4 separate regions of the Homo sapiens genome follow, and all the other regions are linked to region 3. A link is a loop called in an ENCODE intact Hi-C map of the cell type or tissue named here. Cell type or tissue: endothelial cell of umbilical vein. All regions are shown on one strand.

Region 1 (8,000 bases), 69 kb before region 3:
TCTTTTTAAATTGGTTTTACTGGAACTTTTATAAGGAATTTCTAATTCAACTTTTTAAAAGCTTTGAGGCCAGAAGCCAAGCCAAGCATTCACCATTAGACTGTGCTTGTAATATCTATACAAATTTTGCTCTTCTTGAGGTCCCAAAATATCTTGAGGTTTCTGGGCCCACTAGAAAGTGGCATTCTTGGCTAGGCAAAGAGGCTGTAACCCCAGTACTTTGGGAGGCCTAGGCGGGTGGACCACTTGAGGCCGAGAGTTCGAAACCAGCCTGGCCAACATGGCAAAACCCATTTCTACTAAAAAATACAAAAATTAGTCGGGCATGGTGGCAGGTGCCTGTAATCCCAGCTACTGAGGCATGAGAATCACTTCAACCTGGGAAGCGGAGGTTGCAATGAGCGGAGATCACACCACTATACTCCAGCCTGGGTGACAGAGTGAGACTCTGTCTCAAAAGAAAAAAAAAAAAAAGAAAGTGACATTATTTATCACAGTATCACAGGTCAGAAACCTTGTAAGGAAACCATTTAGACAAGGTCCTGGGCCAGTCTTTTCAAGGGGCTTTTTTATTGGCTCTATACAGTCAATCTCAACCCCTCAATCTGGTCATATCTGAAAATATGCCATTCCAGTCAAAGCCTTGGTAAAATAACCAATATCTGTGATGTCAAATAATCCCCAAATCTCAGTGAATTGAAACAAACATCTATTCCTTTCTTATATTACAGTCTTTAGCTATGAATTGGCTATGACTGCTGGCTCCTTTTCAGTTCTGCTCCATGTGTCTTCTTCTGAACCCCAGGTTGCTGGAGTGGTCACAATATGGTACAGTCTGGTGGCAGAGGGGAGAGAGCAAGAGAGAGGTGGAATATGATGATGTCACTTAGATCTTGTATACATGGTTTACATCACATCTGCCCATGTTCCATTGGCTATAGTGTGTCGTAGGACCAAGCCCGATTTCAGTGGGGTAGAGATGTATATTCCAATAGGAGGCCCTGCAAATCACATGGCAAAGGCAGGGAATCAATGTTTTCTTACAGGGAAGGGAAGAACAAATACTTGAGAAAAATTATGCAAGCTATCACGATTGCCATTATCTGGTAACCTTCATAACAGAAATGGAGACATGAGTATAGCATTATGCAAACATAATATCTAAACAGTCAATGTAGATGCAGGGGATATAAGAATAAAAAATGATCACTATCAAGTCCCACAGAGCTTAAAGGAGAAAAAAAATCACTAATGTAAAAATGCATAATATACCAGAAAGGATTATGAAATGTTTATTTTATTATTATTTTAAAGAGTCTGTGTGTGTGACAGTTTAACTTTTGTACTCACAGAAGCATTCTTTAGTTCTTCATTCAAAATTTAATTGCTCTTAATTTACTCACAATTCTAAGAGGCAGATTAGAAGCAGAATGTTGTAGGTTGTGGTGGGCATGGAGCACACTGGAGGCAAACAGTAACAAAATGAAGGAGGAAGAGTCAACAGCAAAAGAAGTCTTAAGAATAACTAAATCAAGGATAAATAAAATCTCAGGAAACAGAGCTATCTGGGAGGATTTAGGAGCAAATGACTTTGTACAACCTAATACTTCTTAGCATGCAACAAACTATCTTTTCTTCTACAGTTAGTGCCGTCTTCTTGTCTGCCACGAATTACATTCCTTCCCACAAGAGAAACATGCATAGATAAAAATCACGTGCATTTAGTTGCTGTTTTCAGAAAATCACTATTATAATGCATATGAATATATATCAGTATGGACAGGCCAAGTTATCCTGTAGGAACAAATAACTCCCAAAATTTTGGTGGATGAAAATAATAAAGGTTTATTTCTTTTTCATGCTTCATTTCCAACGTGGTTAAGCGGGAACTGGGGGCTCTGCTCATTATAGTTGCCCACGGCCTCCAGTCAATGAAATTTCCGGCCAATGAAATGCTCTACTGTGACTGAAGCAGCAAAGAGAAGATGGTAAGTTATCCACAGGCACTTAAAGCCCCTGCCTAGAAGTGCTACATGTCACTTCTCACATTTCATAGTCAAAGCAAATCACAAAGCCACTTCAAGGGGCAGGGAAAAACACAGGACCTTTCAAGGAGAGGGAAATGCAATTTCCCTTCTGCCCAAGGGGAAAAATTAGAGATATTTAGGGCATGGCATTAATGACCAGACATATAGGACCACAATGTGAAAAACAGTTCATACACATACCACAGTGTGGTCCTATGTGTCTGGGCCTCCTGAAAATATAGAACAATTTTGTTGGATAGCCTGCCTAACTCTGAGCAAGGAGATATTATGTCCCCTGTATCTATTTTGACTGTTTATGATATTATATTTGCATAAAGCCCTGAGGAAATGAGACACTGTGTTGGTGAGGTTTGATGGGGCATGATAGATAAAAAGGAGTAGTGTCGGGTGTGCGATGGGGGAATCCTGTGAACACCCTCAGCTCTGGGGAGGTTGCAAGTTCCCAAAGTGCTGAGGATTATAGTGCATTATTTTCCTGATCTCTTCCTGTTCTTCCTGCTTTATTTAGAGAGTTAGGTATTCGGCAAGTTTCTTGTATTTCCTTCTCCCCTCCATTTTCATTCTCTTCTTCTAATACTGCCTAGAATAAGTGGTTCTTCACTCTGCTTCACACTGCTGCCTTGTTTTTCCACAAGCAGAACCCTGAGAAAGGCTCTGCTTATATTTCTTCTTCTTTTAATGTTGAGCCCTGTGACATGAGCATTTGGGCTCACATGCTATGGTATGGATTCTTAAAGGAATATGCTCATACACTCTACCTGACCCAATTTCACTTTAACTTTTTGAAGGGTGGCTTTGAAATCAGAATTGGATGCAGAGGGAGTCCCAGAGGCCAACACTGTGAACATAAGAAGGGAAAGACCAGTTCTGCAAGCACAGATGTAATTTTGAGAAGCAGAGCTACAGGTAATTAGCACATGGTCCCTAGAAAAATAGGCACAATGAGTCGACTAGAAATACACACTGTCTCTTGAGAGCAAAACTTCACAATCAGCACTGGTTCTTCCACAAAGGGTGTTTCTGGGTCATTGTTCTTTCCAACCACAATTAGTCACACTTGTTTTTTACTTGGTGGCTTGACAGATTGGCCACACACTACTGAGGTATGTGAACTTGCTGAGCTGGAAAGTGCTGCTGCTCATATGCATGACCCACTACACTCTTGAGGATCTACACTTTCTGAGTAATGAAGCTGTGGGATTCTCAGGCATGAAATATTGTGGAGGTAATGAGCTGAGTCTTGATACATCTCTTAAATAGTCAGAGCTGCAGACCTCATGGCCTCTGATCTTCCATAGAGACCTGGATAGAGCTGAGTATTGTTTGCAAGGCATTGGATGCTATAACTATCTTTCCAGATGGGTCCCAAGGAGATGAAGGCCCAGAAGATCTGAAAAATATGTGTATGAATTTGTAGGCAAGACCACACAGAATCAGGAGCCCCTCCCTACACTGTCAGACTAGGTCCTCCAAAGTTGACTTTTACGTTCTGCAGTCTAGCCCTGGCTTGTCCTTTCTTGTTTATGCCCAACTTGTCCTTCTTAATGACTCTCCATTGTGGTTTGAACTTTCCCGCCCATACATTTGCCTATCAATTTCAACACACTATTCTGATTCTAATTATTCTTTAGAATTGAGCTTTGACCTCATGTTGTCTATGAATCCTGTCTAATCACTTCTGCTGGAAAATGTCTTGCCTCATATTTCCTATTTTACACAGAGACCATTCCGGCCTCCTCTCCCATTTATTTCCTGCATATAGAAGCATCCTGCGTTTAACATTGTGAATGTATCTCATGCTCCCATGAGTAATATCCTTAAAGACCAAGACATATGTGTGGGAAGTGAGAGAGGAAGTGTAGAGATGTAAAGATATTTTACATTCTTTTGTGTATTTAAGTTGTCAGCCTAGGTTACCACACCTACTGAAACATAAATAAAATCTCACATCTTCTGGGAAATTCAGGGCCTCCCTCCAAGATTTCTACAAATTCTGGAAGGTTTACAGTCTCCTTTTCATAGTTACCCTCATTACCATTTCCTGTTGGTCCTGAATCTCACACATGTCGCATCTCCTCAAGACTTTACCTTATCTCAGCTTTGAACCTACCTGACTTGAAAACTACTACTGTTCTTGGATTTTCCTGATAATATGGCTCATGTAAGGCATTCATAGTAGCAGACTATGCTGAAGTCTTGTAGGGCTTAGACTCCTTTATACCATGCAGTAAAAATAGCATACTAGATATTTCTTTTCTTCACTGTTATTTCAGTACCCGTCAACGGAGAAATTTCTCACTAGCTAACTCCACAAGACATGCACCTATGCAATGGGATATCCCCTACAGGACCGGATCCCTTCCCTCTCTGCATGTTTTCAATCCCACATAAATCTCCCCTTCTGCAATTCTTAAAATCCTTAATGTTTTAACAAACATTTAGCTATCTCTTATCACATTTCCAACCACATTTTAGGTGTCTTGTCTTTCACACCCCAAACAAAGTAGCAGGTCAAGAAGGCAAGCTAAAAAGAAGACCATTGACGTTGGAGAGCAGGCATGCTGAGTACTACCTCAGGGGCAGCTGGGACTCAGTAACCGTTCTTTTAAATAACAAACCTTCGCTGGGCGCGGTGGCTCATGCCTGTAATCCCAGCACTTTGGGAGGCTGAGGTGGGTGGATCAGGAGTTTGAGACCAGCCTAGCCAATATGGTGAAACCCCATCTCTACTAAAAATACAAAAATTAGTCTGGGGTGGTGATGGGCGCCTGTAGTCCCAGCTACTCGGGAGGCTGAGGTGGAAGAATCTCTTGAACCCTGGAGGCGGAGGTTGCAGTGAGCCGAGATTGCACCACTGCACTCCAGCCAGAGGAACAAGAGCGAAACTCCATCTCAAAAAAAGAAAGAAAGAAAAAAAACTACCGCCAACAAAAACCCTAAAACAACAACACATAGTGCTTTTCACAAAGTAGATATCGGATGTCCATACGTTGAATAAAAGAACAATTGCAACAACAAAATCCAAGGTACTTCCCTGCTCAGGTAAGAGGCTGTGGCTCTGACAAAGCTTTGGGGGTGTCTCTCACCTGCCCCATCATTCACACTTCCTTTCCTAGCTCCCAGATTTCTGTCTATTGTTGTTAGCTGGTTGCCACTTAATCCCCGGTAAAAGTTTATCTTACAAAGGTGTAAAGCATGTGTAGCACTCCTTTCCGCTTCTCCATCACTTACCAGAAAACAAAAAAGCCTTCAAGATTCAAAGTAAAGCAGCTAAGCATTTAAGTATGAAGATAATATTTAGCCTGAAGGTCCTGCCAGTTGTCCCTTAAATGCCACTTGCTAAGTGGCTCAATGTACTGTAAGACAGCATCACTTTGGGTACTTGTTGAAAGTGCAGAATCTTACTGGATCACAATCTATGAGGATTCTTACTGCATTCTTAATAAGCTCCTTGAGGGATTCTTATGCTCAAAAGCCTGAAAGCTATAGTGTAAATGCATTCTCATACATGTGTTTCAGAGAAAAAAAGGATTCTTCCCTTCTTAGGACTAGTACATCTTCCGTCTTGATCCTTCTGCCTTCTCATGGAGGAAAATATGAGTTCATTATGCTGTATTGACAGCCAAACACATTTCTGTTTTGTTTTCATGTTGGCCACAATAAACTGTTTTTTTAAATAATAAATCAATTAGACTTCTTCATCATAAACAGATTTCTGAACACAACCACTTATATTGTGAACTTATGTGACACACTCCTTTTTCCGATAAGTAGCTAGAGAGTAAACAAGAAGCATACAGATAAATTTGGTGGCATTTTAAATTACATAAGAAAATGAAATAGGAAGTAACCTCAGCTGGAATGTGACTTGCAACTAGAACTACTGAACATGGCATACCTGGTGTGAGCTTGGCACACGTGAGTAGGACTTTCAATGGTCAGCCACCTCTGCTGCCTTTCAGACTTATGCTTTCTTTAGAGGCAAGTCCCTGGACCCTTGAAGTATGGGAATTTAATGCTGACACCAGCAGAAAAATGCCACCCTTCTAGTCCCCTGCAGCTATTGCTTGACTTTCTTGGATTGCAGCAGAACTCACCTCCTCTGCAAATCCTGACCCTGCTGAGTGTGTGAGCTCTGGCAGTGTGTCCAGGCTAAATTGGCACACACTCCCTCCTGTCTGTTTGGGTGAGTCACTGAGTGTTCAGAGCACATTTTCCCTTCATTGGCTGCCAGCTATAGCTATTGGCTCACTCATTCTCTTTGGAACAGCTCAGCACTCTTGTGCTAATGCAATTGCTTGAACTGATGTACAATTGTGTAGAGTCCTGCAGGAAAGCATAAAACTGCTGAAGGCTGAGACCTGTCTCATCTACCGGGAAGTCAGACAAAGATGCTTACCTTGGTTTACTTGTTGCTAACATACTCATCCTATTTGTGGCCCTCTTATGGCTTCCTAGTGTATAGAAACCTCACAAATTGCAAAGACTCAAAAGTGCCAGTGGCCAGGAAATCAAAGACAAATGTTTCCCCTTTCGTCTGCGTCTTAAGATGAGAAACAAAGGGTTTGTATATCTGGAAATATGGGCAATTTTTCTCCTTTTTCTGCTATTCTCAGCACTTGTGTATTTTGGAGTGCATTAGCTGAAGCTTGTATATAGACATAGATTTCACGTAAGTTAACTGTCTTCCTATATAAGCTACTACCTTCATTAAAAGCAGGGAACTATTCTCTTTTGTGTCTATCACAGAACCCAGTTATAGGTTGAGTTCAATGAAGCCTTAGAAAGGCTTGTTGAAAAACTGAATGGGGCAAACTCTTGTAGAAAAGCCAGGAGTGTTGAAGGAAGGACTATTTTGCCAGTCATCTTAATTTTTTCTGCACAATTTCTGCAGATCAAAGGAAGGCTTCACTTATTCTTGGAGAGAAGAAATGCATAATAAATCAGTCTGCAGTAACCTAATTTCACCTCCTGGGTCAAACAAATAGCCAGAATCAAGTTTTAAAGAAAAAGTGTTTGTGGGAATCTGGGCACATGACAGAGGCTGGGCATTTTATGTGAATTTGTCCACGTGTATGAATGTCTTAATTTTTCCAGTTATTGTTTAGTGGATGGAAGAAGCAGCAGGAGCTCTGTGAAGGCAGACAGTGTGTATGGTGGTTTAGATCTTGGACTCTGAAGTCAGAGATTCGAAACGGATTCCTGTCTAGGCCACATACAAACTCAGTGAATACGTGTGACACCACTTAACCTCTTTAAGCCTCAGGTGCTTCATGTATCAAGCATGTGTAATAGAAATCCCTCATGGAGTTGTGGTTAGAGTTAAATGAGATAATTAATGTCAAGTGCTTAGCCAGGTAACTATAGTAATCAATAAATGATAGTTATTATTACTAATAGTGTTTGATTACATGTGGACATTGAGGGATGGGGTGACTGAGACTTATATTCATATATTAATTTGTTTCTAATGTTGACCTGAATTTCTATGTAGTTCACTGTGAGAAAAAAAGTAAAAAAATCACCTAACTGTCATGAACAAAACTAAGCTAAATATCAGTGTCACTAATCATCAGGAAAATGCAAATTATAATTATAATGAGATATTAGTCACACTTGTCAGGATGACTATTATTTTAAAAAACCCACAAAATATAATAAGTGCTGTTGAGGATGTGGAGAAATTGGAACCGTTGTGCAATGTTGATGGGAATGCAAAGTGGTGCAGCCACTATAGAAAACAGTATGGAGGATTCTCAAAAAATAAAAAATAGAACTACCATAGGATCCAGTGATCTCACTTCTGGGTATTTATCCAAAAGAATTGAAATTAGTATTTCAAAGAGATATTAGCACTCCTGTGTTCACTGCAGCACCATTCACAGTAGCCAAGATGTGGAAACTATCCAAAAGTCCATTGACAAATGAGTAGATAAAGAAAATGTGGTATAT
Region 2 (8,000 bases), 190 kb before region 3:
TCCTAATTGAGGGACATGATTGAATTTATGTAGTTTAGCCCCAAGTAAGTAGATAAAAATTATTAAGTAAATGCCCTGGTTCATCTAAACAAAATATGTGACTAATAGCTTTTTATATGAACTATATACATTTAGTTTACCTAAGTTTATTAATAAATAGTATCTCTGGGCATTTTTAATTTTATATTTTATACTTAACTATGAAAGTATCCAGAACCAGATTCCAGTCACTAACTACCTCTTCATTAATGGATCAATGGTTTTATCAGATTTATTAGAAATTTGTCTATACTGAGCATGTAATATGTACTTTGTGAAAATAGGTATAAAACTGGGCTCATCTTATCAGCATACCATTTACCCAATTATGGGAGTAAAAAAGGAGGCATGTGTATTTTTCCCCTAATTCTGAAATGTCTCCCAGTTCTTGAAATTTGAATGTGAAAATGTGTGCATGCAAATTAAGACATTCAATCTGAAAGACTTCTTTGTATAAAATACTAACCAAATTTAAAGTTGAACCATAGGGTAAATATAGTAGAAAAGTATATTTTGAATTCTGAATTTTATTTCCATTGGATACAAACAATAATTACAATTGCTAGATGTGTTTTAATGAATAGTTTGAACTCATCATGCTAGCAAAAATCATCTGCATATAAATAATAGGGCAATTTCAAGCAATTTTTTCTTACTTAGGTCAGATATTCCTGCCAGAAACTTGTTTGCTTTGTTAATTTGTTCAATTATTAAACTTTGAGAGTACAAAGATAAATTTACTAATGGGGTTCAATTAACAAATTTCTGATTACATTTCCCTAATGATGATAGTATAGAACATTTATTTCTGCTGTGCTTTATTAGTAAAATTGCAGTGATCTGGTGACTGGAATTAAACTGCTGAAAAATGACTTGGTCTGATTTATTCACTGAGCAAAACCAAGCTTTAAAGGCTGTGTTGCTATGGCACCCAAGATTAACTGTTAAAAAAAAAAAAAAGTTTAATTTTAGTAAAAACATTGGTACATCTCTTTTGGCATTGTGTAGATAAAAATAGATTCCCCCCTCCCCCTTTTCTTGTCTTTTTTATGTTTAGCAAGTCCTTTGCATTCTTTTAAACATACACTAAAAGAAATTTAGCATATTTAAAGAGAAGGGAAAAAGCAGTAAAATAAAACTGTTTTATCAAAAGATTACAATTTGTAAAATAGCAAATATTTCAGTCATCATTTTTTATATGTATATATATATACTTTTTATTTTGTCTAATTTAATCCTTTCAAAAACTGTCTGGCTTCTCATACTTTTTAGAAAGATGGTGCCAGAGAGGGAGAAATCACTCTATTCTGGTAGTTTCGTTTTGTAATTAGTCTTCAAACTTAAAAACAGGTTGCAAAATTGGGACAGTAACAAGTTTTAGGAGAAATCTTAATGTAGCTCTAATCTTTCAAATTCTAAAAGAATATGTTTTCTGTTTCGTGAGACAAAAGAATTGTCTGGTTGCTTTAGCCAGGATTGATTTCTGTCTTCAGAACACCATTTGGTGGTGTTAAGACTGCTAGATGAAGAATTTTGTGGGAAAAAAAAAAAAAAAAGAAGAAAAATTGAATGCTTTGTATGATCATCAAAAGCCACTTTTCAGGAGTATTTTACATTTCTTGGTGCCAAGCAAATCAGAAATCCTACCTTACAGAGAGCGATTTGTTCATGAGATGACCCAGTGCTGCAAGTCGCTTATGTTTATCATTATGCTTCCACATTCTAAGGAAATTCCACTTTCAAACGTTGCCGTCAGTGCTTTCTTCTATAGGAAGAATTTGAACTATAAAATTTGAGAAGCTTCAGCGTCTGTGGAAATTTGAGAGCATTGCCTTTTTTCCTCTTTATTGAATGTAAAGTGTTTTAACAAAAGCATGGTAGCCCAGTACATTTTAAATGTCAAAACTTGCACATAGTGTATCTCATAAAGAATTTAAATTTTAGACTTTGAACTTTTAAAGCCTCAAACATCTTTAGAGGCTGACTACAGCAAATAAACAGAATGTTTTGCAGAGAGATTTAGTGAAGAAAATTTTTTTTTGCCGTTGTTTCTCACAGTGCTCTGCAGGTGAAAATGGTGAGGAAACTTTGATAGTTCAAGACTATGCAGGGGAGAATTTGAAAGCAGAAACAAGCTTTTACAGATTTTACCTGGAAAAACAAAGTGGTTTATATGAGGTGCTAGTTCTTACCTTTATGATTGCTAATTTAGATTTTATAAAAATTGAAATGAGTTAATATTTTAAAATATTTAAGTATGGTCTCTGGACAACAATAAGCACAGTGTACTTTTTTAAAAAGTGACTTTATGTAAGATTATAAATTACAGAAATGAGTTGTCACTTCCCTGTTGTTACTTATTTCTGATTTTAAAATAGCAAAATTTATAAAGCTATAGTTTTGAGAAAATAGTAATTCATATTCTTAAAATTGTTATAATCTCTAAATTAATACATAAATTATTGATTTAATGTTAAATTTTGATTTTAAAATTTATTTCAGTTTCTATAGGTAATATATTGAGGTTCTGACAATTTTATATTAATGTATGATTTTATTCTGACACAGCTGTTGAATTTGAACTACTAATTATTTCTAAGAATTTGTTAATACCATTCTCCAACTTTGTTTTAGGCAGCTAGATTGTATCCAGGGAAACCCATTTAGATCAGAAATAACATTTCGTTCTAACTTCAAAAAATAAGCATCCACTTTAAAAATGGAATCTGAATTTAAATAAAAATCCTAATTTAGGATTCAGTTCCATTCTTTAACTAGCGGAAAGAAATCTTAGCAAAAAAAACCAAAAAAACAAAAAAAAACCAAATTTACCAGATTGCCAGTAATTTGCATTAAGGAGGAAGAGATGGATTTTTTTTTAAGTCAGCAGGCATTGAAGATAGTTCAGTGAAGTTAAGTAATAGAGATCTCAGATTTTAATTTAGTCAAGATTATGATTTTACATAGAAGCACTGTTGAAATAGGCTTGATAATAATATTTTAAGTGTTATACAAATCTGGATGAAATTATATTATTTACTGTCTTACTCATTGGTTCAACTGTGTTTTAAAAGTGAGAGACCTTATATCAATGAGTGTTTGTTCTGTGCATCTCATGTGCATGGTGTTAACAAAATAAAATAAGCATACTTCTAACATTTGGGGGAGCATCCTATTAGTTTGGGGGTAGGTTAGGGACTCTGCTTTCCAAATAATTAATTTGATAGATCCATGCTCTTGAAAAATTGGGTACATACTATTTTTAAACTTTATTTTTCAAACATGATATGTATTGTTTAAAGCATTAGCTTAAATGAAAAATAATATTTTACATTCGTAAAGTTCTGTTTATTTAATTCAGTAATGAAATTAATTTGGAGTTGTTGGCATACTGCCTTCACAGGTTTCTGTGACTCATTTGCTGAGAAAGTGTGATTCAAGAGACCAGAATCATTTTTTTCTCATTTGCTAAAACTCATGTTTTGACTATGGGCAAATGTTCATGGCAGATTTAAAACAAATTTAAAGTAAATATTCTGTGATAATATTTGGAAGCTGAGTGATGTCTAGCCTTACATAACTAGGACAAATATAAATCTGTGAGTTCACGGACTTCAAAAGTATCAACTATACATCATTTTAGAATACTGGTTTTGTTTTTCTCATATTCTTAGAGTTTAACTCTTATACTACTAATTATGACCTCTAGAAGGTAATTGCATTTAGAAGCAGAATATCTGCTGTTTTATTAATTTAATAATTAAGGACTAAATGGTGTTCCAATTTAGGTTTAAAAGTAAGCACATTCACACAGCATTTAAAACTATTTCTTAATGTTTTTTTCCTAGAGAAGAAATGATAGCTCCATGATCGCTATATGTTCTGTTCAATACTCATTATATTTATAATTTATATTACATATATATTTATCCATTATATTTATAATTTAGTCCTGTCCAAATAAAATATATTCTCATAGTTAAGTGTGTTGTGGTAGTATAATGATTACATGAAATAACCTGGACCTTGCTGTTTGCAAAGTAATTTAAATGTTTATTTTCTGAGTTGCTACTTGGAAATTAAGTTGTGGAGTGATGTTTCTCATTGGTCCAAGGAGCAACATAAAATCCTGATTTATCAGATAATCCTACAGGAAACGTATGCCTGTTTTGACTTATGATATGTTTCTTAGTACAATGTCCTGCTTTTCTGGCTTTCCATTAAATGTTTAGAAAAATTAGTTAATAGTTTTGCAGGAAAAGAAAGGAAATTTATCAGTCTATACCAGCTATATAAGAAGTAGGAACATATATAAAAGACCTATAATTTTCCGATCTCACTTTGAACTTTTCTTCACAGTTTTCCAACTCAAGATGGTATATAGTCTTGCACAATGGGCTGTAGCCAACTTTCCGTCAGAAGAACTGAGTAAAAATTATTCCAAAATTGTTCTTAGAAATAAATCTGAGCCTGGAATTGTCTTGCATTAAAAAACAAAAAGCAAATGATTGCTTTAAAAGCACACCAAATGATATTGGATGGTCTTTATTCTTGACTCTGTTTTTTAAAGTGTGTATACGTTCATTACATCCAGTTGTCTATTGGGCTTTTTTACTCTAACTTTTCGGAAGTTGACTGACAGGCCACTTTTCTATAGTGGGAAATAGGCACCTTGTGTGCGCGGAGGGATTTCCAGCCCCCGACCCCGGAACCAGCAATTAGCGTTTAGGCGTCCTGCACCCCACCAGGGGGCAGCACCGGACACTGCCTTTCCTAGAGGCCTGAGTGCATTTAAGGCTTTCTGGCAGTGCTCTCCACCCCTCTTCCTCATACAGGCCTTACGTATTTTTGGTATTTTCTTACACATTTTAGGCTTAGTAAGTGTTTAATAAATGTTAGCTGTTTAGGCATTGTGCTATACGGATGCTACTTTTCAGGTTTGACCGTTCTGTGTACCTGAATTTTGTCTTTAATGATAATTTGTTCTATTATTTAAAATACCTTGTGCTTATTATAAATATGGGATTCCTTTAACTTGTAAAATCTAGCAATTATTGAGCACTATGACATGTCAGGCATGAAACCAGGTACTTTTTATATGCTACTGCAGAATCTAAGTAGACATAGAGGCAAGATAACAATAGAGTCATAAAACAATATGAAACTGCAATAATGGGGAATTGTAATACTTCTATTTTGATGTTGAATAAACAGTATAAACCTCGGGGAGGTTAAGTCACAATGGAACAAAGATCCCTTCAGATAGAATTCCAAATTCCGTGCTGTATCAATTATATTATGAAACCTTGCCATAAAAAAAAAAATTGTTGAGGATGAGCGAAGCCACGATGTGTAATGCCTGAGACAGAGGTTTCAGTGATGTAACTCCAGTGACACTGTGACAAGGAGAATTAGGGATTGACATACTTAAAACTTGAATGGAGAAATAGGGTTAGATATTGAGAGATCCCAAGGAAACCTGTGAAAACCTTAATATATGTGTTTTTATGGACACATAATATGTAACATATTACATTCATCAAAACATGGGAATAAATTGACGTACTCTTAATTTTTAAAAGCCCCATAAATATATTTTACTTAAAACCGTAATGGATCTTATTCTTTTAATTTGTGCTTGTCCTCTCTTACCTGCTAGAAAATTTAAAGGTTGTCTGTCCTTCCTAATTTTAACAAGATACTTCATTTTCCAAAAATGAAACAAGACAAAAAGGTAAATTTGTTTTGTTTTGTTACAGAAAATAGTCAAATGAAGATATTTTGCCTGTGTCTGTGACTTTAATGATTTGGAATTGTTATTTCACATTGTTTGCTTTCTTTTCTGGCTATAATGTGCATAGCAATCCAGATGGCTAATATATAAACAATTGGAGTTATGCTTATTGGAATCATTTAGTGTGGCTTAGGAGGTTCCCACTACCCAGGACCATCTGTTCATTGCTCTGTGTATTACCTTCATGATCAAGTTTGTGTTTTCAGCTCCTTCACATATCTTAGCCTACACCTTTCTTTATATGTGAAAGAGGCTTCTAAGACTGAACTTAACTCATATGGCCCTCAAGGCTATATTGTCAAACCTTGATAATCCAAGCCTGCCTTCCACATTACCATTCTTCTTTATTCCTAATTCAATTTTTTCCCTTATCATTGCTATTCTCAATAGTAGGGTCTTAAAATTTGCAGAAGAGTGACTAAGAAAATGGGCTTTGTAGTCAGGTTCGAATCTTACTTGGCTGTGTATGTAGCGATTTGATCTTGGGCAACCTCCTTTATCTTGGTTTCCTCACCTGTGAAATGGAGTATAATACTGACTTCATGGATTTGTTAAGATGGTTAAATTAGATAAAATATAACTCATTTAGCCCATGCCTGGTTTATTATTAACATAATTTAGAATGAAAATTCTCCTGTTGCAAAAAGGCATATTCAGAAGTAAATTCAAATACTATATTCTAAAATTTCACAGCGTCTTTTGGAAGAAATAGCTACTTTTCTTTAAGCACCTGTCATATGTGCTTTCACATTGCCAACAGAATATATGTAGGCGGTACTAAATTGTTGTTTTGGGGTTCATTTTCAGTCCTTCTTACTGGATCCTGGGTGCAACTTTAGACCCCAAGTAGCTAGAGAAAAGTTTCTCTAGGTGCCTGTCGTCTCTGGTTACATGTTACACTATAATCTGCTTTGGAGCCTCACAGCCACATATGTTATTGTTCCACGTGAACTGAGCCAGCTTACATACACAGCTCTGTGGGGAGAAAGACCATAAACGAACACTCCCCGTTTCTAGCCCATATTCTGCATAATACATGTAAGTCTCTCAACAGCCCTGTAGGCTATGCCATTACTTAATTCCCAATTTATGTGGCTTACTTTTTCTGAATGAAAAGTCATCAAATATGGTTTTTAAGTTATGGAACAGAAGAATATGATTAATCTGAATTGTCATGAAAATTCAGGGCACATGGTTGCTATGGTTATGGCGTCATGTATTTATAATGGAGAGATACTTTGTCTTCATTAATCTACAAACTTGCCAGTGGGATTCGGTATTTTTTTTCTGTGTGTGTGTGTGTGTTTGTGTGTGTGTGTACATACGTACGTACGTACATGTATACAGCTTCTGCATGAAAACACTGAGGCTGAACAAGGTGTTCTGTTTTGGTGGTAGTGCAGAGAAACATACTCACACATAAATTATTTATATGTGAACCAATTCAGTGAGAAGTAAGTACAGCTGCTTAATTGACCTAAGGGTCTTATTTCCAACTGCTTAAAAATAAGTGTAAAGTGAAGTTCATGGAAGAAATAACTTAAGGCTCTTTAATATACTTTTGTTGGTGAAGAGAATTTCAAGCTGTTTCAGTCAGTTAGCATATATTCTTAAAAAGACTGATATCCTATTCGTAGTCTTCTCTTATATATCCTTGAATTATCTTCCATGATTTTTATATTTTATATACTTATAATAGCGTATTATAACAACTTAATGCTACATAATTTACAGTAATCGTTTCCAAATTAAGGAAGCCCTATGTGTAAAATCACAAATTTATGTAACATAACACAGGAACTTTTATTCATATAAGAAAATCATTATTCACTTTACTGTTTTCCTTTATTTCAGCATCATTTATTACAAAATTAATACTGTTTTCGAAAAACCAAAACAATATATTATAAAGCACAACGTGGAGTCTTCTCTCACCTCCTTGTCATTCCCAGCCTCAAAGGGTAACCACTGTTTACAGTTCAAGTGTGTCTTCACAGCAGATGTTTTTCTATGCTCGTGCAGACATATAGATGTATTCCTGGAAAGAGTGATGCTTGCATTCTTGAGGAGTTAGGAGCATTGCTATTTGAAAAAATAAAAATCCAGTTTGATGATGTTAGTCATTATGCTGAAAGGAGTGATTTTAACAAATACCAACAGAACTTCT
Region 3 (8,000 bases):
AGAGCAAATATATAAAACTTTAAAATATCCTTTTTATTAAAAGGATTTATTTATTTATCCTGCTGACAAAATTTTAATAGCTCTTTCTCCAAAACATTTAGCACTTGCTGTTTAGTATGTTTGCTGGGCAATATGATATTAAAATTGGAATTAGGTCTCATTTTGATATCTTGCAATGAAAATAAATCTTTTGTTTTAAGTAAAAGGAGGATCTGTTTCAATCTGTGAAATAATACAGAGAGCAAGGAACGTATTAACCTAAATATGTAAATTCAAATTTGCCATTAAAATGTTTATTCTTAACTTTTTATCTAAACCCGAAAACAACCATGAACCAGATTCCTTCATTTTTGGAAATGGAAGAAAACTTGCTTTTTTAAAAACTGAGATTTATAATCCCTTCATTATTCACCAAATGCTTAAAACTGAGAGCCCGCTATGTGCCATATGCTTTAAGACCCAAGGATTCAGTGGTAAGCAAAACAGATGCAGACGCTGCCCCGGCCTCCTGGAGCTCACAAAAGAGTCACACATTTTCTTCATGTCTTCTTTTATCTTGCAATGCAATGTATACATTAATTACATGTAATTGACTATTCGATACAATACTATGTAATGCATTCTTAATCATATCACGTACATGATGATGATTCAAGTATACAGTTAATGAAAATATTATGCTTAGTCCTTATCAAATGCTATTTACAGAAAAAAATCTGTATAGAAACTCCCAGTGTTCTTGAATGCTTACATTTTATTGCTATCAAATAAAGATACAAATAATTGCTAAAAATGACATCTATAAATATTTATAAGTGAGACATTATGTTTGTGTATCCTAATTGTATTTTAAGCATACACAGTTTAATCAAAAGCAGACTCTAAAATGATAATTAATATAACTGACATTGCACTAATGCAAGACATTTATAGAAGGTACATTTATCAAGTTAAGCACATTTATAACACATGTGGATGCTGGATAATTAAAATAACCTTTGCATGGAAATTTACTTTAGAAACTAACACAGGAAATCTTTTAATTTTCATGTTTTGAATAATTATATTGGAATATTCTTTTCTTCCCAGAAGTGGTTATTTCATTTATTTTTCATGGGAATTTAATGGGTTTAAATTTCTTCTTTTTCCAGATATGTTAAGGAACTAATAGGTACTGTAACTCTGATCAAGTGCTTTATTCCCAGCTCCAAAATGTTTAATAATTTTTGAATAATATTGATTGTGTTTAGTTTTTGTGTTATATTCCCTAATTTCTATGACTTTTATTAAAAAGATGAGTGTTAGATTTTATACATATATACTATGGTGGACTAGTGACATACCACCCCAGTCTGTCTTCTGGATTACAGGAATTATTCTTTTAGCTGCTGATAGTGCTGCTGGAAGAAGGTCATCAGCTATCAATCCTCTTTGGGGATGGTATCACATCCCCTGTCTGAAGCAGCCCACATTCAAACATCGATCACTGTAGAGTAGGAAGACCTAGCCAGTCTCTGAAGGGCTTTTTAGCTTCAGAGCAACCTGTGGGGTCTGCTGAGGCTGTTGCTGTTGTTGGTATTTCAGGGCCACTGTTAAACTCTGCTCCTTACCTCTGCTTTCCACAGGTATTGATACTAAGAGCCCTCTCAAATAAACACTCCATTTCAGAGTGCGCTGTCTGAAGAAATCAAGCTTGGAATGTGCCCACTGACTCAGAAGTCAAATGTCATTGTGTATTGACAGTAAATTCAAGCAGCTATTATTGCATTGAAATGTATTCTGGTCAGTTAATCGATGTAAATATTAATGAAGATATAGAATTTTTATTTTACTAATATTTTTTGATTTTTTAAAACAATCAGCTTCTTCACTTAATCATGGTTAGCTAACGATTAATTAAAAGCAGATGAACAATATGGCAAATAATTGATCTCAACAGAAAAATAAAACAAATCCATAGAAGTCACGTTTTTCTTTTGTGAAAGCCTTTGTACTATTTTGACCTGCTGATTTAGCAGGCTGCAGTCTGATTTTAAACAAAGGAAAAAAAGATGAAACAGACGCTTGTTAATCATGCCGGAACTTCTAAAACAGCTGTTGCTATGGGAGATATTGTCCCAGTATTTCTTTTGAATTTTACATGAGGACATTTACTCCCTTTTCCTCATTGCAAATTACAGGAGTGATTTAGGTAGTTCTAAGACACACAACCCCCTTATCCTCTTTGAATGTAGAACATTGCTATTTGGCATCCATTTGAAGGTAATGCCTTTTCAGCAAAGCAAGGAAAAGTCTATGAACTATAATTGCTCACTGCAAACGTGCTTTATTATTAACACAATTTCTCAAGAAAGCTGTAAAGAATGGAGACTGTGCTAAGGGAGTTAATAGAGAAATACCACTATTTCCTTAGCCAGTTTTTCCAGGTGCTGCCCCTGTCAAACAAAATCTATAGTTTCAGAATAGCATAACCCCTACACATGTATCAGTGGTCAAAACCAGAGCGGTGAAGCTCATCCAAGAGAAACAAGATTAAAAATTCAGCAAGAGACAGAAATCTGGACGTATACCAAGCAACTTTTCATCAGCATGTCTGCCTGAGAGGAAACATTTTCCAGTGTCCTCCTTCCTTTTTCTTTGAAAATGAGCTCAACGGCCGTGTTCCCAGGCACTATAACAAATGAGTTGCTTCAGGCACAGAGAGGCATTAATAAATGATGTTATTTGTTAAAAGTAGCTTAGATGTCCCGCTCCCTCAAGTCAATGTCAAACCCAGTGAAACAACAGCTCTAACAAATTTCTCTGTGGTCCACATTGGGTCTTCGGTGTGTTTTCTTTTATGGCGCAGGAGGGTCAGGTGGACAGGGCAGATGTGGTGGGGTGCAGGAGCTCTACTATTTATGCGGACCTCTGTTAAGGAAATGGCAGAATTTCCGGAATTCTTTAGCTACTTCCTCTTAGTATTTGCCACTTTCTCTCCAGCTGTGGATGCCGAAGCCCTTGAACAAAGGCGCAGAAGGCCCAGAGCCAGGAGAGGGCGCATCCCTGAGCCCGAAGCCGAGGCGGCTTCCACCTGTCTACAGGAAACACAACACCGCTTGCAGTTGGAAGGCTTGTTCTCAACCTACTGTTATATGGCTTGAGCCGTTAATCCGCCCCTATCACACAGGAACATTCAGAAGTTAGGGACATTAAAAACACACAGGGTTCAAGTGTTTTGCACTAAGCTTGTTTACAGGAAAAGGAGAGCCTGGTGAGTCATCCTTCTATTTTCAAATGGAAACTACCAAGAATTTGTGAGTGCACTTTGCAACTCTATGCATTTAAATTGATCAAACATTAAATATTAATGTGAATGACGTGGGAGCAGAATGCCGTTTACCAAGTAACTACGATAGAATGATTTTAAAGGTATTATGAGAAGGTGGGGAATTAGAAAGATACTTTGCCTTAGCTGTTTTTATTTTTATCCACCTGGGTATAGGAGGACTATTCAGTATTTGGTAGGGAGCAGGGTAACAGAAAGGTTACCATCATCAGTGATTCTAAATTACAGCAAACCCATTGCAAGTGGCAACAGACCATGATACAGGCTGTAGCTTAAAACAGGAAAAGGAAGTGGGGCTGAAGGAGGAGAGAGGAAAAGAAGAGCATTAACACTGGTGGAGGATTCAAGAGAAGCCTTGCTGCCCTTCTCTGAACACTCTGTCACTCTCCTTCCAGTGAGGGTGCTACACAGTTATTTTAAAGCTATGCCATTCTACACCTTTGCAGAACCTTGCAGGTTGCTGTCATCAGCTAACTGGGTGAGCTTGTCTTCTGTGTATCCATTCAAGTGATGTAAATACTGAACAGAATGGACCTTGTGGTATGTGTCTAGGAACCTTCCTCTAAGGTAACACTGTTTAATTAATCAGTATTGCTTAACATAATTTGTTTAATAAAATATAAACCCTGCTAATTTGCTTCAATTCAATCCACACATCTTCTGTTGTCTTCAAGATCAAGACTTGCCAAGTGGCTTGCTGAATAAAGACACACTTTGCCATTTTCAAGTCAAGAGAGTAGAGAGCTAAAGCACAGACTTTCAAGCTAGCCTGCCTCAGTTTTAATCTTGGCTTAACTATGTACAGTTACTGTATGTCTTTGAGCAAGTTACTTTTCTGTGCCTTAGTTTTCTTATCAGTAAAGTGGGGATAATAATAGTTTACACTTCGAGGGTTTCTGTGCGGATGAGATGAGTTAGTGACAACTGTATATGCTTAGAAAGCATGGAGTCCATAGTCAGTACTGCCCAAGTGTTTGTTCTTATTGTCATTGTCATAATCATCATCGAGTGATCCTCCCCAAACAGTGATCACATCATAGTCTGTTGGTATTTAACCTATGTTTACACCCAGTGATTACTATTCTACATCTATATGTCCTTGGGTAGATTACCTAATCTCTCTGATCCTCAGGGTTTTTTTTCTGTATAAAATATAAATGAGAATATGTGCACACAAAATGATGTGTACACAAAATGAAGGTCTAAAAATCATTGTAGAGTTTTCCTGCAAATCTTCCCTTTTGAGGCATCTCTCTTTTAAAACATAGAATATATATATGTATATATATGCGTAGAATATATATATATGCATAGAATATATATATAAAAGCATAGTATATATAGATAGATATATATATGGGCTACAAAATGCTCAGCAAATATAATACATGCAGTGAATATGAGATATCTAAACTATGTGTTCTTCCAAATACAGCATTAATTTGCTGAAAGCTTTTTTCTCCAAGTAGCTAAATTTGTCAACACTTTGGAAAAAGCAAGTGAATCTGCCACATCATTATCTACATCTATATGTCCTTGGGTAGATTACTTAATCTCTTTGAGCCTCAGGTTTTTTTTTTCTTATAAAATAGGAATGAGAATATGAATTTGATATGCACAGCATATCGAGTAATTATGTTTCTTCCACAATCTAAGCACTAGAGATGTTTTATTCAACATGAATAAAACAAAGTCTTTGCTGTGATGATAAACATATGTAAAAAGTACGTAGTATGTTAAGTGATTTAAAAATGTGCCATACAAATGTAAAGCAGAAAAGAGGCCGAAGAGTGATATGGAGCAGGAGCAGCAGATATGATAGCTTTTCTAATAGTGGATGTTGGCATGTTTGAAAATTCTTGGTGTCACAGCTCTAACACTATGAATTTTTTCATCAAAACTGAAAGGTGAAGAAATCTCTTTAAAAACTGTTCACTGGCACATGAGGCTTTTCTCCAAGCAAAAAGCTTCTTTTTGAAGCTACCACAGAATGGCTTCTGACATTCTGGAAACCAGAGCACGGGCTTTTGCGGGACAATTGTTCCAATATGCCCCCACGTAAGGAGCATGGCTGGCCGTATCCTCAGGAAAAAGATATTTTCCCATGTGTTCATGGCTTCAGTATCTCTTCACGACAAAAGAAGATAATTACATTTTTATTTTTTTCAGTAATTAATTGTTTGCTCTGAAATCACTCAAACTTGTTTTGTTTTTTCTTTTTGAGATGGAGTCTCACTCTGTTGTCCAGGCTGGAGTGCAGTGGCACCATCTTGGCTCACTGAAACCTCTGTCTCCTGGGTTCAAGCGATTCTCCTGCCTCAGCCTCCCAAGTAGCTGGGACTACAGGTGTGTTCCACCATGCCTGGCTAATTTTGTTGTTTTTAGTAGAGAGGAGATTTTGCCATATTGGCTAGGCAGGTCTCGAACTCCTGACCTCAAGTAATCTGCCATCCTTTGCCTCCCAAAGTGCTGGGATTATAGGGATGAGACACTGAGCCTGGAAAATCACTCAAATTGAACACTAGAATTAGAATTACCAGTGTTTTTTATGTAGATACCTTCATTCTCATCTGGAAACTCTTGTAGCTGGAACATCAACAATGCACTGAATTACCTGTATTTCTCCCCTTTAGAACTTTTCCCAGAGAAGTCCAAATGTCCTTGGACATTTTCAGTTATCATAGCTTAGAAAAAAGCACAGTCCTTAAGAGACTGGTAACTGAAAATTATTTCTGGGCTATCAGATATGCTTAATAAAAGCTTCAGTAAAGTCAACGACTTCTTTACAGCACACGTGATCTTAATGTGGAAGACATTTTACATTTTTCATCTGGCAAACCCTATGCAACACAGTTGGAATTATTCTTCAAGAAGTGTCAGCAAGTTGCTGAAATGAATCAGGGCTAAGCTTTGGTCACAACTTGTCCATTTTTAGGTTCTCTGGGAACCAAGTTATCTATGACTGTATAGAAGAGCCATGAGTGACTCTTCCCTCAGTATTCTTGCTATTTCACCTTTTGCTCCGTCCTTACTCTTTTCCAGTTGAAGAGCTTTCCATGTATAAATCAAAAGTGGAGGTTGGTCCCAGAGATTGGACCTGAATTAAAATCTGTTTTCTATATTTTCCTTGTCAAATGGGATTGTCTGAATTTCAAATCATGTTAGTTTGCTTACTCTGGCTAAATTTCTTATTTCTTTTGTTGATTAATTTTTGATATTCGATCATAGTTGTACAAATATTTTCAATTATTTCCAAATATTTGATTTAGTTTTTGGGCAATACACTGGGTTTCCCCTCCAAATTTATGAGCCTTGTCAATATTATCCAGAACTTTGATGTCTGAACAGGCCTCCCATGAAGAATGTTCTCCTTGGCTTTACTTTTGAATGCACTCTATGAAATAGCATGCTGCGTTTTTAGATTTGTCACTCATACTAAACTCCACATCCACATACTAGTTAAGCATATATTTGGACAGTTGAATTATATACAATAATTGTTGTGAGCCTTATCAAGGTTAAAGTTCACTTGTGTAGAGGAAACATTTTAAAACACTCTAAGGTCTTCTTAAGTTTGAGCAACACGTGAGTAAGTCATTACCACCAATAGCCTATCTATTCAGTTTCAGTGCTGTTTTTATAAGTACTTTCTATTTGGGCTTTCAAAAATGTAAGTGGGATGAGAGAGAGTAAACAGTCGTTGTTTGTTCTCTTCCAGGATCAGATTACATGATAGTTGCTTAGTTACTGCTCTACACAGTGTACGTACCTTTATGTGTAAATACAGATTTCAAAATCTCTACAGATGTACCCTGGGTCAGAGAGGTTTTTAGCAGATCCAGAAAATGCGTGGTCTTGGTTTCTCACAAAAAGGTACCGCCAAACATGTTTGGTAATAGGAATGTAAATAGTGAAACAAATCTACCGAGAGTAATCAGAAAAGAAAAGAACTTACTTGATTCCTAGAACCCAACGTACAAAAAGGCAAAGCTAACTGGAAAATGCCTCAGGTGGTGCATCATGTCTACCAGGTGCATTGTGTGACACTGTTTGCTTCTCTTTAGTACTTTTTCCATTAACTCCATGAAATATTTATAAACAACCATCTCCCTTTTCAGTACTGCCAATTCATTCTGTTCAGAACTAAGTCATTTGGTGCTAAGTACCCAATTCTTGCCATGGTGCTCCAGGGGCCAAGAATGACTGAGTTTGGTTTCAATAATGCCTCTCTTAGTATTCCATTCCTACCAGTGATGTTGAGAGCCAGAGAATTGGGAGACAGAGCTTGCAGGGGATTTCCTTTCTGTTCTTGTTCCAGAGTGGCTACAATGAAGATAAGATAAACAAGCAACTTCTGTGCAAGGCACTGCCCACTAGTGTCTTGGTGAAAAGTGCTTCTGAAAGTCAGGGACAAGGGGGAGAACTGATGACTACATGTGTTCCTGGTTAATTTCCCTTAATTACCACCAGATCAGCCTTGTACCCTGTCCCTTGTTTGCACTCAGAAAAAAGTTTCCTTTACAAATGTTTAACCTGAAAACTTTTCAGGTATAAAAAATACCTACAGCACACCACAAAGGCTCAACTCTGCCAGCACCCACCGCCCAAGGGCTTTAGGGACTGCTTATAGATGTTTATTTTAAAAGTTTAACCAAATGGCTGAGAAACAACT
Region 4 (8,000 bases), 110 kb after region 3:
ATAACAATTTAGAATGGCAGATTATTTACCTGGTCTGGATTCCAGGTTTCTCATGATTAACATGAGGATTTTGATTGTATGCTTTCTGAGTTCTTTTACAGATTTAACGCAGAATGTTGGTATGTCTATAAAAGTAGTATGGAAGAGTGGAAAGAACATGGGCTCTGCATCGAAGAGAAAAGTTGAGGGCAAATCTGGGAGCTCTGTGACTTTGGGCATGCTGCTTAATGTTTCCAAGCTTGTATTCTCTTACATGTAAAAAGGAAATATAGAAGAGATTATTGTACTTGGCTACATGTAACAGAAATATGACTACACTGGCATAAACAAACAAGGGGTTTATTTTTCTCTCTTATTGAGAAGTCTGGAGATAGGTAGTTCAGAGCTGGTTTGTTTGTCTGTTCCTTCATATTAACTTTATACTGGGTTTCTTCCACTTATTTCCTCCACCATCCTTGTATTGTTTTCATTTTTACGATCCTACCACCAAGCGTTGTAGGGAAAAGAGAGAGATCAGACTGTTACTGTGTCTGTGTAGAAAGGGAAGACAGACTCCATTTTGAAAAAGACCTGTACTTTTAACAATTGCTTTGCTGAGATGTTGTTAATTTGTAGCTTTGCCCCAGCCACTTTGACCCAACCTGGAGCTCACAAAAACATGTGTTGTATGAAATCAAGGTTTAAGGGATCTAGGGCTGTGCAGGACGTGCCTTGTTAACAAAATGTTTACAAGCAGTATACTTGGTAAAAGTCATCGCCATTCTCTAGTCTGAATAAACCAGGGGCACAATGCGCTGTGGAAAGCCGCAGGGACCTCTGCCTTGGAAGCAGGGTATTGTCCAAGGTTTCTCCCCATGTGATAGTCTGAAATATGGCGGAAAGGCCTGACTGTCCCCCAGCCCAACACCCGTAAAGGGTCTGTGCTGAGGTGGATTAGTAAAAGAGGAAAGCCTCTTGCAGTTGAGATAGAGGAAGGCCACTGTCTCCCGCCTGCCCCTGGGAACTGAATGTCTCGGTATAAAACCCGATTGAACATTTGTTCAATTCTGAGATAGGAGAAAAACCGCCCTATGGTGGGAGGTGAGACATGTTTGCAGTAATGCTGCCTTGTTATTCTTTACTCCACTGAGATGTTTGGGTGGAGAGAAACATAAATCTGGCTTACATGCACATCCAGTCATAGTACATTCCCTTGAACTTAATTATGACATAGATTCTTTTGCTCACATGTTTTTTGCTGACCTTCTCCTTATTATCACCCTGCTCTCCTACTACATTCCTTTTTGCTGAAATAATGAAAATAATAATCAATAAAAACTGAGGGAACTCAGAGGCCGGTGCTGGTGCAGGTCCTTGGTATGCTGAGCGCCGGTCCCCTGGGCCCACTGTTCTTTCTCTATACTTTGTCTCTGTGTCTTATTTCTTTTCCCAGTCTCTTGTCCCACTTGACTAGAAATACCCACAGGTGTGGAGGGGCAAGCCACCCCTTCAAGTGTAGTATCCATGTTCTAGACAAGAAGGATGGAACTTCAAAGGAGCATGAGAGCCTGTGAGGAAATCAGTTTTTCAACCACTGACTCCCTCCTACCTTGCCCCTCTGGTAGTCCCCAGTGTCTGCTGTTCTCATCTTTATGTCCATGTGTACTCAATATTTAGCTCCCACTTATAAGTGAGAACATGCAATATTTGGTTTTCTGTTCCTGCATTAATTCACTTCAGATAATGGCATCCAACTGCATATATGTTGCTGTAAAGAACATGGTTTTGTTCTTTTTTATGGCTGCATGGTATTCCATGGTGTATATGTACACATTTTCCTTATCCAATCCACCATCGATGGTCATCTAGGTTGATTTCATATCTTTGCTATTGAGAATAGTGCTGCAGTGAGCATATGCCTGCATGTCTTTTTGGTGGACTGATTTATTTTCCTTTGGGCATACACCTAGTAATGGAATTGCCGGGTCAAATGGTGGTTCTGCCTTAAGTTCTTTGAGAAATCTCCAATTAATGCCTCACTTAAAAAGCACACAGTGGCAAGCTGGATAAAAAAGCAAGACCCATCCATCTGCTGTCTTCAAGAGACCAATCTCATATGTAATGACACTCATAGACTCAAAGTAAAGGGTTAGAGAATGATCTGTCATGCACACAGAAAACAAAAAGAGAAGGGGTCACAATTCTTATATCAGATAAAATAGATTTTAAACCAACAGCAGTTAAACATGACAAAGAAGGGCACTATACAACGATAAAGGTTTCAATTCAACAGGATGATTTAACTATCCTAAATATATACACACCCAACATTGGGGCACCCAGATTCATAAAAAAAATACTTCTAGACCTATAAAAAACTTAAACAGCCACACAATATAGTAGTAGAATATTGTGAACAGGTTGCTGTGAAACTGGGCAGAGGCCAGGTCCATTATGTTGGTTGAGAAAGGGAAGATTTGATGCTTAGTGGGAGGTCAGCAGAATGAGGAGACTAGGAGGAACCAAAAGAGGGCAAGTTAGGGTTAGGAAGAGCAAACACAGTAGAGAACCTAGGCCTGTCTCCTTTCAATGCGCTGATGTTCAATACTAACACTATAGCACTTCATTATCATTACCCAGGATTTATAGAATAGAAAGTAATGCCTGACTTAAATCCAATTTAAATTTTGAAAGGACTCTGATATTTGACAGGAGCTGTGAATCATAGCTCCATGAAATACTTTCAGTGATATTTCAGATATTAGTAATACCTCAGAATTCCTTAGAGCCTTAATCCATGCTCCCATGCCTCTACCACTGCCATTAAATACTATGAAGGTGGGAATGTTTTATAGTTCCATGTATGTCTTTATTAATAATCAGAATGGTACCCTTTTGACTACTTGAATGTTCCCATTTAAGAAGATTTTCTCCAGGCTGATTGAAATAGGAAGATGTAGTTTCTTCTGTTTAGACTGTTAAATTTTTTACCTGTAATTCAGTGTGCCACATTAGCATTAATTTGCATGGTCAGGGAGTGGGAGCAATATTGAGTCATCATGTAATTATTCGGTGAAATTACACTTTCTTCTATAAATCAGCTCCCTTGAAAGGTTTAGATTTGATCTGTAATTCATTTTTTTTTAGTCTTTGAAAATTCTCCTTTAAATTTATTTAGCAAACACTTATTTGCCTATAAAGGCATTCTATAAATACTGACAGAGCTAATCCTTACTATAACCCAGTGAATTAGGTATTATTATTGTCCCCACTTAACAGTGGAGGAAACTGTGGTGGGGAGGATGAGCTCTTGAGCAACCTGCCCAAGACCACACAGCTAGTAAGTGTCAGAACTGGCATTTAGACCAAGCAGTCTGGCTCCATGAGTCAAACTCTAACCCACTGTTCCAGGCCTACAACTAGACTGCTTCACAATCTTTATTCTTAGATGTCTTTTGTCTTAAGTTCCTGTGCATTCTGGAGTTTTAATATATAATATTTTGGTAGTACTTTAGCTGTAGTCAATTTAGTTTTTTACACAATAGATTCATGATTTGTGGCATTAAATTGATCAGGTGTTAGACTTTCATTCATTTAAATAGCAAGATTTTCACTTCACTTTCCAAAGGTAAGTATAGACATAGTCCCAGAAGCTTTCAGAAAAATCATCACCACTAAAAGCGTTAAACATTTGGATACAAAACAGAATTCTGAAGAGATTACAATGGCAAGCAATAAGGTACTCTACATGGTTAATGTATCAATCATTTTGTGCCATAGTGCAAAAGTCTTCCTATGCAAGGAAATTTTTAAAAAATTGCGTAGTGTTAGATAATACTCCAGTTTTTATTTTTAGTGAGTTGGCTATTCCTATGACATTTCAAATATTACTCCTAGGGCCACTAGAAAAACCCAAGAGAACTGAATGAGCCAGGAATGAGAATAAAAAAAGCAGAAGCTAAATAAAATTACATAAATACATATATATGTGGCATGCAGCCTAACAGAATCATGCTTTGATTTGGGGTACTCTGTGAAAAAAGGATGGTGCTTTTTCATTTTACATGAAGATGAGCCCCCATTTGCATTTAGAGGAGTGGCAGGGCATGGTGAAACTGGTGCTTACTGGCTTAAAGGAGAGATAATTGTTTCCATTTTTTCCCAATTCCGCATTCAGAGGCTCATGTTGTAGCTTGACACTGGCTGTGGTAGGAGTATTTACACCATGGGAATCAGCAAACAGTGGAAATCAGGGCCTTTTCTTTTTACCCAGAGACTGTTGTCAAACATTTACCAACACACCACTGGATGCTTGGACACATAATGAATACATGGTATTTTAAAAATTCCCTCTAATAGTTTTAAAAGAAACAGAAAATAGAGATAAATATAACTCTCTAGCTTAGCTTCATTTATTTCACACTTTGTGTGTGTGGGGGCGGGGGTGCGGAGATTGAAAGCCTATTTTAAGATGAAGGTAATCAGTCCTAAGAACCTGAAATTCACCACTGAACCCTGTAACCAGACCTCTCAAAACACAATCTCTATCAGTCTTGGAAAGCTTTGTCAGGAAGCGAGTGCTTATTGGGTTTTCATTTCCATTTTTTCACCAGACATTTACAATGAAAAATTACTTCCTACTGAGTATCCATTAGCCCCCAGCACCAATGCTAATGAGCAAACTGCAGTGAGCTGGAGAGCAAATGGATATGAGTCACCAAATACACTTAGCGGGCACTTCCTGCTCAGCCTCCTGCGTCACTGCAGAGATACTTGTTCCTTAGCAGCCTGGGTCAAAGTCACAGTCACACAATTGTACGTTGCTGGGAGAGATGCTGATCTGAAGACGTGCACTGATTTGTACTTATGAAATCTGCGCACATACATTCCCTTTCTGGGGGTTTACATTCAGGTTGAAATACTTGCTCTTAAATGAATATTACACTAAAAGCACTCTTTTAATACATATTGCTTTATCAAGACCAGAAAGCCCAACAAAAAGGATTGAGAGAAAGCCTGCTTTTCTGTCCAAATGTAAATAAACATGCCCTTGGGAGTCAGGTAATGACAAGAACCACTAAGCAGCCAAAAGTAGGGAAACATTGAATGCTGCCCCATGGGAGCCTGGCTCTGTGTGGTTTTGTTAGTTTATTTTTGTTTTGTACCTTCCTAATCATAGATGCTACAAATGGGAAAAGGGAGAAGTTTGTGGCTTCAAGGCTTTCCTGGGAATGCTTCACAGCATCAAATAAATAGTCAAAAGCAGCAGATGGAAGACAGAATGATTTCTGATTAGCCCCTGGGAAGGAGGTGACGCACTTTGTGTACGTGGGCTACTGATGGGAACAATGTTAATTTCAAGTTTATGTTGCTTAACAAATGATGCTGATGCCTTGATGAGTGGCTAAGAGTTCACTGAAGGACATTTTTATTTTTAAGAATGATTTTTGTCAACCAGTAGAAGGTGAACATAATGAGGCAAAACTTTGGTTCAGTGGGAACTCTCTCAATGCTCGAGTTTAATGAATTAATTTATATTCTGCTTAGTCCCCACAATTATTTAAGACACTCTATGAAAGAGTATGTGATACAACCAAGTAAGCAAAAGAGGAAATAATAATGAAAAAACAACAAATTTACGATGAGGTTAGTTCACAGTTTGCATGACTGAGGTTTCCTTTACAGATCCTAGTGGTAGGCCATAGATTTGGCTTTGAGCTTTTAGGTAATAAAGGTAGAGAGGACAATATGATTAATTATTGGTTCAGTGTCTATAGGACGAAAACAAATCAGTTGCTCAGGAGAATCACTGCTATTTTACACTGTGTAGTGAGAAAAATTTGACTGAAAAAGCCAGTAAACCTTTACAAGTTGGGAGGAGCACTGAGTGATAGGTATTTGGGTCTGATGGACATCATTTTTAATTAATTTCTTGAAGAACGTTACATTTAAAAATTTAACAACATTTTAGTATTAAAAGTGCCAAAAATTAGAATTCAAATACCTATCAAAGAAAAAAAGGGGAGTGGGTCTAAATGGAAAACATTTTAAATGTTTAGCAGTTAATGGAAATAAACTTTCTATTTTTATGGTAGTAAAATGATATATCAATCTAAATTAAGTAGTAGAAAAAATTACTAAATAGTGCAAAGACAGGCAGGCCTTAGAAGCAGGTCTTTTAATATTGTGAAACCTCTCTGGCAATTGCAACTGTGGGCATTCAGAAGAATCAAAACAAAGGGACATTGAACCACAGCTCTTTTCACAGTTTCTATGAAACTTTCAAGTAGCAGGGTAAAATTGCAGACTCTTCACATTTTTTTGACAGACGATTTTATGTTACAGATAATAAAAAATAAAACTGCTTCTGAAAAGTGTTTTCAGCCTAGATGGCATATGAAATAATTAGTTTATTAACTTTCTAAGCACTTTTATAAAATATTATTAAAAACTAAAGCAACAGAAAAACATTCAAATATGAACATATAATTTACATTTTTAAAAGATGGAGTAGGCTTATAAATAATATAAAGGATATGCCTTATTCATAATCAAATAATGCAAATAAAACTGAGTTTTTCAAATTTATCTGATGAGTGAAATTCTTAAGCTTGTTTATGTGCAATACTGATGAAGCTTAAGGGAAAAGTCATGCTTATTCTAATTGGGAATAGGATTTAGAGTAAATATTTTGGAGAAAAATTCAAACATTCAGAAGTTTTTAAATACACATATTCTTTAATCCAATAACTTGTATTTCTAAAATTTTACTGTATGAACATATTGTCTATGTTCATCAAGATCTGGTACAAGAATGTTCATTGCATGGTTTCTTGTAATAGAAAAAATAGAAAAAAAAATCTGAGGTTATATCTCAAAAGCAATGGTGAAACAATGTTTGATGCGTCCAATTATGTATTTATATGCAGCCAATGAAAAGAATGGTCTCTATATATACCATATATATATATACACACCATATATATATACACCATATATATACCATATATATACACCATATATATATACCATATATATACTATATATACCATATATATACACCATATATATATACCATATATATACTATATATATACCATATATATACTATATATATACCATATATATACTATATATACCATATATATACTATATATATACCATATATATACTATATATATACCATATATATACTATATATATACCATATATATACACTATATATATACCATATATACTATATATATACCATATATATACTATATATATACCATATATAGTATATATATACCATATATATACACACCATATATATACACCATATATATATACACCATATATATATATATACACCATATATATATATATATATGCTATTGTAGAAGGAACTCCAAGATCTATTAGTTAGTAAGTTGGGAAGAGAAACAAATCATGGTATAGTGTATTTTCTGAAAATAAAAGAGCAACAGAGACAGATGTGGTTAGACAGAAAGGACATATAAGATTCGTGTTTGGGATGGTGAAAGAGTGGATGGCACAGGCAGGCTCTGAATGGACTGAGTTTGGAATCATAAGCAAACATTTCTGTGGTCATTCACATGCGTGATAATAGAAGGGAAAAGAATACAGGAACAAGTCATATCTGTGAATCATCTGTATCACTTATACTTGAGGTAAATCTCAAAATAATATTTATATGGTCCATCTCTTCCACTCCACCTCAGCCCTGCCCTTGCCAGTCATATGATTCAGAATCTCTGGGGCCCAGGGCTCAGAGATTGGCACTTATCACAAGCTTCCCCAGTACTCTTGGCCTCACAATTTCTGAAAACCAATAGGGCAACTCTCAGTTTTGGGATGTGGAGAAACTGTAGCTGGAACCTCTTGATCTTTCTTCCTCCTAGCTGCACTTTCCTCTCTTGGTCAAAGTATGGTCAACCTCTTCCATCCCTCCTGTGTAAAAGGAACACTCTTTGCCAAGGTACTCCTAATCACCACCTGTTCTTGATCAATACCTCCCT

What was found. Hi-C counts contacts between places; a loop is a spot of excess contacts. Peaks named below come from ENCODE experiments on the same cell type or tissue, not always from the same donor. Only the 100,000 strongest peaks of a DNase experiment are listed, where the experiment ranks them.
Region 1: a loop joins it to region 3, with 7 times the contacts of the local background. A loop is called at or near these places in 3 of 110 quality-filtered maps.
Region 2: it touches region 3 in a loop (6-fold over the local background); 3 of 110 quality-filtered maps call a loop at or near these places.
Region 4: it touches region 3 in a loop (6-fold over the local background); 2 of 110 quality-filtered maps call a loop at or near these places.

What each region holds. Positions count from the first base shown.
Region 1 is chr6:80,451,274-80,459,273 of GRCh38, forward strand. It overlaps a transcript of BCKDHB not described here. Among named protein-coding and RNA genes, the nearest start is that of BCKDHB, 350 kb to the left of the region's middle. In endothelial cell of umbilical vein, no CTCF peak of the experiment used is centred here; DNase peaks (open chromatin) are centred at 3,118, 3,788 and 6,268; H3K27ac peaks cover 2,672 bases.
Region 2 is chr6:80,333,653-80,341,652 of GRCh38, forward strand. The region is part of intron 9 of BCKDHB (branched chain keto acid dehydrogenase E1 subunit beta); the gene reads left to right. Among named protein-coding and RNA genes, the nearest start is that of BCKDHB, 230 kb to the left of the region's middle. In endothelial cell of umbilical vein, a CTCF peak has its summit at 4,772 (motif pointing right); a DNase peak (open chromatin) is centred at 1,649; H3K4me3 peaks cover 377 bases; H3K27ac peaks cover 600 bases.
Region 3 is chr6:80,520,654-80,528,653 of GRCh38, forward strand. The region is part of intron 1 of LOC112267962 (a long non-coding RNA gene); the gene reads left to right. Among named protein-coding and RNA genes, the nearest start is that of BCKDHB, 420 kb to the left of the region's middle. RefSeq lists a silencer at 2,959-3,253. In endothelial cell of umbilical vein, a CTCF peak has its summit at 3,024 (motif pointing right); DNase peaks (open chromatin) are centred at 2,128 and 3,078; H3K4me3 peaks cover 193 bases; H3K27ac peaks cover 1,967 bases.
Region 4 is chr6:80,634,180-80,642,179 of GRCh38, forward strand. All of the region lies in intron 2 of LOC112267962 (a long non-coding RNA gene), which reads left to right. Among named protein-coding and RNA genes, the nearest start is that of BCKDHB, 530 kb to the left of the region's middle. In endothelial cell of umbilical vein, no CTCF peak of the experiment used is centred here; a DNase peak (open chromatin) is centred at 4,692; H3K27ac peaks cover 1,771 bases.